Linked DNA regions of Mus musculus: region 2 is linked to region 1. Evidence: chromatin contacts called from ENCODE Hi-C data. All regions are on one chromosome and are shown on one strand. The core of a region is the stretch at or near the end of the contact, and the rest is flanking DNA. Distances in the headings are between cores, read along the strand shown.

Region 1 (5,857 bases), core at 2,165-4,664:
AAAATCACCCACAAGAAACGGGTCTTGCTGCAAATTGCAAGAGGATTTTTATTTAAGAGCGCTCTCTGGCCCATGGTCATACACCACGCAGGGGTAGAGGACCGTGGCTCCCCGAGTAGCTGGGTAAGGGGGTATTTAAAGGAAGAAACCACAACTTAAGGAAGTGGGGAGGGCGTTGTTGAAAGATACCGAAGATACCAGTTAAGAGTCACAAGGAAGTGTAAAGTTACAAGAGTCACAAGGAATACCTGGTAATTGTTAACTCTCAAGACGCTTCTAAGAGCCCCTAACAATAGCACATTTGCATTGCAGGTTCTGGGTGACTTTCTTTGAATGAGCACTCTTTGAACCCAGGAAGCGGGTGGATGGAGGAATGTCGCTATTTGTTTTATGATTAGCATACCTTTACAAAGGCCACATTCCCAACTGGGCCTAAAGGCCTAGAATTCTGTTTTTACGTTGTTATACTTTCAGGGGCTAGCCTGATCTACACAATAGGTTCTGGAACACTCAGAGCTACACAGTGAGATCTTGTCTCGAAAAAAAAAATTGATAAAATATAAAATTAGCCATCTTAACTTTATAATTTAGCCACTTTAAATTTATAGTTATGACTATAAGTAAACACAGTATAACCAACCCCAAATCTTTTCATCTTTCCAAACTCATGTTGTCCCATTAAAATACTAACTTCTGGGGCTGGAGAGATGATGCACGGTGGAGCACGGGCGGAGCAGGGTTCAGTTCCCAGCACCCAGCACCCAGCGGTAGCCTCCCCCAGCCTGAAGCGGGCTGGTACAGACCTTGTCACCACTGAGGTGCGGCCACCTGCGGGGCAGCTTTCTGACTTGGCTGGCTCCTTTTGAAGTGACAACTTCCCTGCTCTTTCTTCTGCTACCTGCCGAGAGGCTGAACCTGTCTTCCTGAGACATTCCTGAATGTCTGGGTGACAATCTGAACAGCCTGGCGACCAAGTGCTGACAAAATGGTTCTAGGCACCAAGAATGGCCTGGGGGGGGGGGGGTGGAGGTGGGGGTGGGGATGGGCCTTCCCCCTTTATAAGCACACTCTCTTAGTAAACTAGTGGGCCTTGATCAGAGAAAAATTGTCTTGGCTTCGTTATTCCTTTCTTGCAGTCTAAGTCTCTTTCAGCCCCAGCCTGCCTTCCAGAAATACCCGGTTCATGTAGGCTGAGGGCCGGCTTACTCCACCCAGCACCAGCTCACCACTGCGTGTCAGTCCAACTCCAGGCTATCTAATCCCTCTTCTGTCCTCTGAAGACACCAGCACACACATGGTGCTCCCAGCACGCACGCACGCGCGCGCGCGCACGCACACACACACACACACACACACACACACACACACACACACACACACACACACACACACACTTTAAATAAATATAAAAATAATTCTGCCAGCTGTGGTTGTATACTTTCCCAGCACCTGGGAAGCTACTGCAGGTGGATCTCAATGAGTTAAGGCAAGACTCATTTACATATCAGCTCTGGGCCAGCCAAGGGCTAGTAAGATCTTGTCTCCATTTGCCCTACCCCACCCCCAAACCCCTTTTAAAAAGTATTCACTTCCTATTCCTCCTGAGATAGAATAGAAAGGCAAATCATGGAGGTATGAGGAGGAAGAGGAGCCCTTTACCTTTACTGAGGAATTTGGTTGAAGCCTCTTGCCAACAGAGAAGCAGGAATTCCAGCACAATTAACTGCTTAAAGCTTTCCTCCCTCCGCACTTATGCACCTGCAATTTTCCAGGACTCTCACTAGAAACTTTTACAGGAAATGGACATGCACAAAACTCATGCAATCAGTGGCTCCTGGCTTTATCAGATTATAATTCCATCCAAGGTATGTCTGAAGCCACCCCATAATCTCATAGACACACACACAAACACGAGAGAGAGAGAGAGAGAGAGAGAGAGAGAGAGAGAGAGAGAGAGAGAGAGAGAGTGTTAGTTTCTGAGTACTCTTGAGATCTAAGTTGAGAGCCATCAAAATGGTGTATATAGTAGCTAGTGCTAAGGATTGTGACTCCCTTGAGGAGCTATACTTGGGTGTGTCTTCCATAGTACCTCTCTTCTAAGTCTTTAGGTTAAAGTCTAATGTTAAAGTATTTTAAATAAAACCTCAACATTGCTTCCATTAGTCTTAACAAATTTTTTTTTTCCCGAGCCAAAGCAGTAAGTCCAGTTTTGCTTGAGTTTTGGTCTCAACGAAGTTCTCAGGCTAGGGTGACAGCCTGGAGTTTTATCTCTGTCCCCTCACCCGTGACACTCCCTTTTCTGGAAGCAAACTGACACCTACTATTCCACTCTGTTTCCGAAGCTGATTCCTTTAGTGACCTATGTGTGGAAGAGTGCATTATTTGTTCGTTATTGCTGGCTTATTTCACTGAGCAGAGATCCTCCAGGGTTGGCCATGTTGTAACCTGGGGCAGAGGCTTTTTAAAGGATATATGGATGGCCACGACACCACATTTTGATGCGCATTTGGGTGGTTTTACCCTTGAGGTATCCCAGCCAGGGATGTGCAGCCGTGGAGCAGAGCCATAAGGCTGAGCCACCTCTGGCTCTTTGCCTTGCAGCGTCATTGGTGTCACCTGTCCCTCGTGCCAACGGTGTTATCAAGACCAAACACCACTGCAGGAATCTCCCCGCTCCCCTCAAAACCCTCAGAGCCCGTGGCTCTGTTCCAGGATGCCTCACACAGCTCCACAGACCTGTGCAACTGAGCCAGTCTGGGCACGAGGATTTGTTGGGCACCTATAGTCGCTAGCTCCCAGCTGGTGTGCCATGACCACACAAAGATGCAGACAAGTCACAGCCGCGGTGTTGGAGACTGTGGCCTTGCCTCCATCTCACAGGACAGCGGGGCGCTTCTGTCTCCTTAAGGCGCGGTCTCCCCCCGGTCCACTGGGGTCCTCCCCCTGCAAGGTACCTTCCCTAAGTTGTGTAGAGGAGAATGAAAGGACCCGACAGCGTCCATGCTTAAGAACTGTTCGTAACGCAACGCACACAGTGTGACCGATGTAAAATCGGGAGTGCTTGAGGGAAAGCCACTCTGTCAACACGCCTTGACCAAGTTACAGACACTATTGGCTCCATGGAGACATTCTGGGCTGCCTTCGTCTAACACAACTTTGCAAGTCACCGACTCGGAAGGCACCGTTTGGAGTCTCGTAGAAAGGACAGCAGCGCAGCCCCACGTCACTCAACACCCTTCAGCCGCTGCGATAGCGGACCACAGTCCACTGGGCCGTAACGGTCCCGCCCACGTCCCGCCCTCCAGTGGGCGGGAACAGAATCGACCAACCAGGAGTTCCTGAGGCATGCAAATAAGCCTCCGCCCCCAGAGGAAAGGCGTTTCCCCAGAAGCTGCTGCTGTTGCCTCGGGAGACGCAGTTTGGTCAACCCCGCTAATCAGCAATCAAGTCCGTTAGCCAGGCCGGAAGTGGAGACCCCAGCACCCTCCGTCCGGAGCAGGAAGTACGAAAAGGAGGCTCATACTCCCCGGAAGCCGAGCCCTGGACACGCCCACCTGCCGGAAACGCCGGCGGTGCTTCTCTGACAGCGTTGCTCTCTGACAGGATTGCTGCGGAGGTGGACAGGCGGCGGGGTCAGGGCGGAGGCTGAGGACCAAGTAGGCATGGCGGAGGGCGGGACCGGCCCCGATGGACGGGCCGGCCCGGGACCCGCAGGTAACGTGCGCGGCTAGGGGTAGTAGGGAGCGGGGTTGCGTCTTGGGGTCAGAGTGTCCCTTGGGCGTCCGGGACTCGGGTCCTCGGTCCTCGCAGGCCAGATCCGAGGAATCGCGCCCGGGGTCAGTAAGTGTGGACGTTAGGCTCCGCGCGGCCCTAGGCGCGCGCCCCCGCTCCTGCCTGGCCTCTCGTGGACATCCCTCCCACGGAGGTTTCTTTCTGGTGGAGCTAGCCTTGTAACTGCCACCCTGTTAGCCCATCCCCGTCAGCGATGACCCTGGCTGGACCATGGGGTTCGGATCTTCTTCCAGGTATGAGCTCACTGGTCAGTAAGGGCCCTCAGAGGTCAGCCTTCGTGCGGACAGGTTCCCTTTCCCCATCCCGCCAGCCAGTCAGCGCAGTAGCTACTGGACAAACGTCCTCCGCCCCACCTCCACCCACCTTAACGACAGTGCTGTCCCCAGAGAGCTTGCTAGTGCCACAACTCTTACAGGGGCGCTTGACCCACCTGCAGAAAAAGGGTGACACTTGCCACCTGCCTTAAAGCTGCTCCACTTTGCAGTGCTGCTACAATGGAACTAACAATTCCCAGGAGAGTTTCCTGGTACGGCGTCCACCTTGGGGTCTTTCTGAACCTGCTGGTAGGTGTTTGGTAGGTGTGCTTCTGCACCCATCTCTGATTTTAGAGTTCACTGAGCTCTCTTCTGTATGCAGAAAATCTGAGAAAGCCACAATGTTGGTACAGTCTCTTGTCATTCCTCCCTCCATCAATTCAACAAACTTTGTGGATGATGTCCTATTGGCCTGACTCACCTGGGGCTATCGGGGTGACATGAAAAAGCAAGGCAAGGCCTCTACCACCAAGAGCTTTGGTTGTCATTGAATTTGATCTCAGGGACAGACAAGATCTTTGAGTGGATTGACCTGTCATGCAGGAATGAGAAATGGGAGAGAGGTGGTTGGTCAAAGGGTAGCTATTTCTTAAGGTACAGAATAGTCCTGTGGAAGAAAAAGTGGTTTTGCACCCCACCCCGACCCCAGTGTTGTTTTAGTGTCTGTTCTGTTTGTGTGTTTCCAGCTTGGGTAGAGGCACAGGTCTTCAGTGGGTAGTTGGATTAGATGATCAGAGAAGTCCGAAATTGAAATGGCTTTCGGCTCTAGAACTGGAGGAGATTCTGAAGGTCTGTTGGCCTGGGCTGGGAGTGTAGAGGAGAGGTGAGCTAAGGGGGTCCAGAGACTTTCCGAAGTCCTCTGGTGCCAGCCATTTTCCTAACAGTTACCCGGTACATCTGAATCCTCCCCAACTCTGGCTTTAAATTTTTATACTGTGCTGTAGTTACAGTGATGAAAGGAGGACCTGGAAGCGCCTTACAGATCCATTTCCAGGCTAGATAGATGCCTGCCTGTTGGTCTGCTGTGCACCAGAGTGAACCGAATAGGTTTTTGTGAACCTTGTGCTGCCTTGGTCTCAGCCCAGTCAATGGACTTTCAGGCCGCAGAGGGCAAGGATACTTAGTCGTCACCACCGTGTACCTATAGGAGAATCTGTAGGGGCTCAACGGATATTGTATTCAAATATGGAAACACATCAGCGACTAGAAAAAGCCTGCCTGTGAAGGGATATGTTTGGTAACATGCTAGGACATCCCCACAGGGTGGGAGACTTGAATCCAAGCAGTTAGAATTTGTGCTGTCTTTATTCACCTGTTGGTGCAATGCTTTTAATAAAGCTTTTCAGTCTCCTGGAGTTAGTTTGGGCTGTGATGTGAGCAAAGATGTATTTCCAAGTAGGTGATTAATTGTTCAACTACTTTCCACTGGCTGTATGTCTCACTCTGATTTTATGCCTGCTTATTACAGTTGAGCTGTTTATATTAAGATTAAAGTCTTCCTGGAGAATTGATTCTGCTTTTTGTTTTTGTTTTCTTTCTAGTCTGGTGAGAGTTTTGTTATCTAGTATGGTAGGGTTCCTTCCACCTGTTATTCTTACTAAAACAGCAACAAAAGCTATTTTCCCTTATGTATATCTACAAATACAAGTTTGAAATCATTTTGGTATATCTGATATCAAATTTCTGAAGAAACTGGATACATTATATTTATAGGGAACCCTGAGAATTTCTCTAATATTGAATCTCATCCT
Region 2 (5,857 bases), core at 2,324-4,823, about 88 Mb after region 1:
GGATTCTCTGTGTAGCCCTGGCTGTCCTGGAACTCACTGTGTAGGCCAAGCTGCCTCTGTGCCATCACTGCCCAGCTTCCACTGTTCGTTTATACAGCTGCTCGTCATAGCCTTGAAATCTCGGCTATTCTTGTTCTTGATCTCAAGGCCCATAAACTAGCATAGTTCTGGACTGTCCAGGAAAAAGGGTTAGATGAAGCAGAAGCCAGTGGGCCAGAGAAGGGGCTGGGGTTTTGTGCTGAATCCTCCAAGGTTCAGCAAGCAACCTGTTCTTCCTTCAGTTGTGTCTGGGTGCCATGGAGGAATGGTTATAGCAATGATGGGAGGCCATAACTCCGACTCAGATGAGCACCGACTTCTGTCAGGACCTGTCTGCTCTGTAGAGACTCCCTGCCTGTCGTCACATGGTACCAATACCTCAGAACTTCCCAGCAGGCTGCCTCGAGAACCCACCATCATCACTGGGACAGGAGTGCATCAGCCCAGAGCCTGGGGTTAGATGACCTTCTTGTCACCACTATTTGTACGCTGGGAAGACATTCTGCACAGTTATAAAAAACAAAATGAGAAGGTGGGTTATCTTGCTTATGTGTGTGTGTGTGTGTGTGTGTGTGTGTGTGTGTGTGTGTGCATGCATGTGCAAGTGAAAGATCCTGGAAGAATGTAAAAGGACACAGAAGCCCTGAAATTGGCAAGATAGACGTCAGTGTTAGCAGAACTAGCTTCACTGATTTAGAAAAATAGAGGTGCACAATGCTCTGGCCACTCCTTGAACCTGTGTGTCTGCCAATGTTCTGACCAGGTGTGTGCCCATTGCTGCACCTTCATTAGACTCTTTCCTCGTACCCCTCCCATACCCATTTCTTGAGAATAGACATTGTTTAGATCTGGAAATCCCTTAATCTCCTCCTTCTCCTTTCCCCCCTGAGGGCCTATAAAAACTGGGAACTCTTTCCCCTCGAGGTCGACTCCTCTGCCCCTGCGTGGGATATGAGTCGTCCCCAGAGCTCTGGCTTTCCCCGAATAAAACCTCATGTGGTTTGCAACAAGCTCGGTCTGTCGTGAGTTCTTGGGTGTCCGCTATTGTCCTGAGGCCTGAGCGAGGGGCTCCTCTCGGAGTCTTTCACAAGCAGAAACCAAAGGAAGATGTCAAGTGTCCTCCTCTCCTGTTTTCTACGTTATTCCCTTGAGGCAGCATCTCTCCACGAACCTAGACATGCAGCCACTAAGCCCCAGCCACCTCCTTGTCTCTGTCCCATGAATGGATGGTGGTATAAACCCATGTCCTCTTGGCTATGAAGCTAGCTTTCTTAAGCATGAGGCTGTCTCACTAACCCTGGTCTTGGATTTATATCAAGAACTCCAGTGGAACATGGGCATGGTGCCACACATCTGTAATCCCAATCCCGCAGGCTGAGACAGGTTAACGCACTGATACCAGTTTGGGCTACATGGTAAGTCTTGGGCTAGCTTTGGCTACTGAGTGAGATCTGAAAACAAAGCTAGGTATGGTGGCTGATACCTGTAATCTCAGTGCCTCATTGCTCCTCACCTGAGGCTTGATTAAGGCAAACAGGGTATAGGTGCTTACCCCTGAGAAGCTAGCGTATCACAAAGACCTCAGTAGGGTCCAGCCAATCCTGTGCACATGACTCTGCGCTGGGGGAGGAGAGATGGGAAGGGAGGAGAATGGGCAGAGGGTGGAGCCTCTAATACACTCACCTTTGAGGAATCCTGGATAGTAAAGGGGTAGAGGGTGAGCTGAGGGGCAAGGGAGTATCTTCCACTCAGAAACCTAGAGCTACAACTTCTTCCAGACCAAGGCCTGGACTTTGCCCATCACCATCTTTCCAGCCCAGAGCAGGCTCTCAATGCACGCCGTCCCCTGTTGGCTGAAGGCCTTCATCTAACCCGCTGATTTCACCTGAGCATCTTGCCTCCACTCGCTGTAGGAAACAGTAAAACCTTGCCCCCACATCAAGGTTCATCGCCTTGGGCTACATTTACCCTCATCCCTAAGGGCAGGTTTAATGAGCTAAACACACCTGTGACGTATATTCAGTTCCCTATTTCTATGAAGACCATATTTGGGGGCTGGGGATGTAAGGTCAGTGGTAGGGCACTTGTCTAGCATGCAAGAGCACACAGCCTTGGGTTCTATCCCCAGCATGCATTGAGAGAGAGAGAGAGAGAGAGAGAGAGAGAGAGAGAGAGAGAGAGAGACAGAGACAGAGACAGAGACACAGAGACAGAGAGAGACAGAGAACAAGCTCACATTTTAACTTTCTGCATGCTGTACTCTGACATCGTGAAAGCAGTTGCTATTGTGTTTGCACAGGCCAATGCCTGAGGCGGACCCAGAGCACTTACCAAGCGTGGCCACACTCACGCCCTCGGCTGCAGCCCGCTCCAGCTGGAAAAAGTCGTAGTCGAATCTGCTCAGGTCTTCAGCACCTCGCTCGGAGGGAAATCCGACATAGAGGAAGGCACTGTTGGACCCCAGGATGATGCGGTCCTGGGAGGGAAAGCAAAGGCCTGGCCTGCTGCAGGGCCCAGGCTTCTAGGCCAGCCACAGAGATCTTGGAACTCTTTCCCCTCCATCACCACCCGGGCTCAGCCCTCTTCCAGGAGTGGAACCAGCGTGGTCAGAACCTCAGAAGAAAAACACAGGGGTTCTGTGGAGTGTCCCCTGGGTCTGATTCGGATTAGGGTTTCAGAAGTCCTCAGAGAGGGTAGAAGACTTAAGAGCAGATGTTGGGGGGAAGGGGCGGGTAAGGTAGACCACACTGCTGCTGGCCTGCTAAAGGGAAGCCCTGGGGATGGGGCATGTGCTGGACAGTGAAGCTAGGGAGGGCACACCTTGTGATTCTAAAAGGAGGCTTATGGTTTCTGTGTGTACTGATCAGTGGAGGGAAAGGACATCAGGGTAACCACTGTGGAGGAAGGAACTCCATGGAGGGTGGCAGAATGAATAGGGACAAAGAGGGACTGTCTTAAGTAGACACTATGCTGCTCCCAAGGACAGGTTCTTTTAAGCCTCGGATACCATAAAATGTGAGCACTGGGCAGGATCTTGGAGAGCATCCTCCATTTCCATCTTCCTTCAATTATGAGTGATGTTCAGAGAACTCAAGTAATGTTCCCAAGACTCAGCAGGTAGAGAACGGGTCTCTCACCTCAGCCTTTGCAGTCTGGCAGAGATGGGAAGCCCCAGGCCCAGGCCAGCCCCTCTCTCTGTGACAGGAGACATTTCACAAGAGAGCCACCCCTACCCACCCCCGACCACCATTTTGAGGGTATCACTGAGGCACTGCTGTGACCTACCAAATGCTGCAGCTTTGTCCTGCCGGTGACTGGTACCCCATTAACAATGACTTTGCACTTGCTGTGTGGTGCGACTGTCACTTTACCATCCAAATTCACGAAGGAAGCATGTTTATCTGAAATTCTAAGACAGGAGTTTGATGCAGTCACCCGGTAGATTATGGCTGGTTGGGTTGCACAATGAGATCCACAGCTGTGGCCAGTGGGGAAGCTCCTGCTGCACCCACCCCCCCAACACCACACAGTGCTATTGGAGGCTGCCGGGCCCAGCCATGGTATGTGTGGGTGTGTGTGTGCAGGGAGCTGGCAGACAGTGAGGATGCTATTCTAGTCCTGGAACGAACCCCAGCTGAAGACCTACAGCTGCCAGGAACCTCCAGACGTAAAAACCAAAAGACAAAACTATCAATGGAGAAAAGAAAGTGTTTCAACAGCCAAGCTATGGAATAAACCCCCGTGCCCACCAACAGATGATAAACATGGTATATGTACACCATGGGGAAACCGTTTGGCCAGGAAGATTCCCCTGAGGTCAGCAACGTGGATGTAACTGGAGGCCATAATGAACCAGGTCCACATCCAGAAAGACAAGTATTCCATTCTCACCCATATGGGGAGGACAAAACACTTATCTCAAAGAAGCAAAGAAGAGTTGTTACCGTAGCCAGAGAGGTTGTGAGGAAATGGTTAATGGCCAGAGGGGTGGAGCTGACAGAGAACTCCTGGTGTTCTGTAGCATAGGATTATAATACTCAAATTCATTAGCTGAACATTTCAGAATCCCTGGTATCTCTGATGGCTAACCATTGTACAATAGAGACTATAGCTCACACTGTAGATACAAATGTACATAATTGAGGCTGGAGAGATGGCTCAGTGGTTAAGAGCACTGACTGCTCTACCTAAGGTCCTGAGTTCAAATCCCAGCAAGCACATGGTGGCTCACAACCATTCGTGATGAGATCTGACACCCTCTTCTGGTGCATCTGAAGACAGCTACAGTGTACTTACGTATAATAATAAATAAAGCTTTGGGCTGGAGCAAGTGGGGCTGGTGCGAGCAGAGGTCCTGAGTTCAATTCCCAGCAACCAAATGATGGCTTGCAACCATCTGTACAACTACAGTGTACTCATATACATAAAATAAGTAAATAAATCTTTTTTTAAAAACAAATGTACATAACTATGGTGTCAATTAAAACAGATATATGTATTTTTTAATTTTTTTTTTTGTTTTTTGTTTTGTTTTTTCGAGACAGGGTTTCTCTGTATAGCCCTGGCTGCCCTGAAACTCACTCTGTAGACCAGGCTGGCTTCGAACTCAGAAATCTGCCTGCCTCTGCCTCTCGAGTGCTGGGATTAAAGGTGTGAGCCACCACGCCCGGCCTAAATTAATTTTTAAAGCTGTTTCAGTGAGAGCTTCAGACACAGACACCTGAGGATACAGTCACCCAGAGGTACAGTCGTGAAAGACCCTCACAGTGTGCGTGGTCTTTCCTCTCCCCTTGTTTCTGGCTCGGTCACCTTGCTTCTGCTGTGGAGTTCTGCCTTATAGGCTCTAACCATTGCTGTCCCTTATCTCCCAAAAGGAGCATAAAGAAACAGGAAGTATGCACCACACTGCACTTCCAGGACCACTCTCTCGTGAGCACTGGAGAGGATGCTGAGGGAGGCCTGGGAACTTTGAAATATTGCCCATCCAACTGGACTTAAGTCTGCCTTACCCATGACTAGATATCTTTCCAGAATCTTCTCCAGCCAAGCACGTTGGCATAAACCTGACAATCTAGCACCCAGGAGGAGGCAGGGGATTTTGTATTTGAAGCCAACCTGAACTACATAGTATGATCCCATCTACAAAAAAGCCAAACCCAAACAAGACAGATGTCCAGGCTGAGAAGTCCTGGTCCTCGAGTTCAGGACTCAGGTGCTGTCCTTACCCCAGGCCTTGAAGGCAGATGGCGTTTGAGGCAGCTCGACCAACATCACAGGAGCCTGGAAAGAGTCAGGACGGTTTATCTTTAAAAATTATCATCCTTTGGCCTTGATAAGGTAATATCCCTGATAGTTTGAAAGTGGCATTTCTTTCCTCAGTAAGAGCAGACAAAGAATCTGTTTTCCTCATTGGAGCTGTCAATCATAACACCCAGATATGACGCTGCTTTATGTATAATTCTTTTACTTTCTGCTTTTCCCTCCTTGGGATTGCCAACTTTCTGACAGTGTCACCTTCTTCATGGGCCTTAGTTCTCAGTGACCCACTGAGGCTGGGTCTCTCCTCTTAGAATCTCTTTTACTGTGGTGGCTGGCCCCTTGAGGTGCACAGTGTCCCCTGCAGCTCCTGAGTGGGTCTGGCTGTCCTCCCAACACCCATCTTAGACACGCATAGCGGCCGGGAGGAGAGTACAGATGTCAGCCCAACTCTGGGCTCTGCATTCCAACCCATTCAGTAGCACACGTAATGGAGAGCTATTCCAAAGGCTGCCACCTCCTCGGGAACCATTAGACAAAAATGTGATGTGACCACATTTGG

What was found. Hi-C counts contacts between places; a loop is a spot of excess contacts on that map.
Region 2: a map of T-helper 2 cell shows a loop between it and region 1 (76-fold over the local background). The contact joins the enhancer-like site here to the promoter of Asb1 in region 1. A Hi-C loop is called at or near these places in 3 of 37 maps with a recorded cell type or tissue (T-helper 1 cell, T-helper 17 cell and T-helper 2 cell).

What each region holds. Positions count from the first base shown.
Region 1 is chr1:91,537,151-91,543,007 of GRCm38, forward strand. It overlaps Asb1 (ankyrin repeat and SOCS box-containing 1), which reads left to right and starts at 3,415. Exons shown (of 5, transcript NM_001039126.2): 1 at 3,415-3,714. The coding sequence starts at 3,663.
Region 2 is chr1:179,706,027-179,711,883 of GRCm38, forward strand. Kif28 (kinesin family member 28) reads right to left here. Exons shown (of 23, transcript NM_001370897.1): 12 at 5,265-5,319; 13 at 3,325-3,448; 14 at 2,371-2,515. Among named protein-coding and RNA genes, the nearest start is that of Kif28, 36 kb to the right of the region's middle. Within about 2 kb of position 3,574, at least 1 of the 3 ENCODE cell types and tissues checked has a DNase peak (open chromatin) inside an H3K27ac peak, as active enhancers do.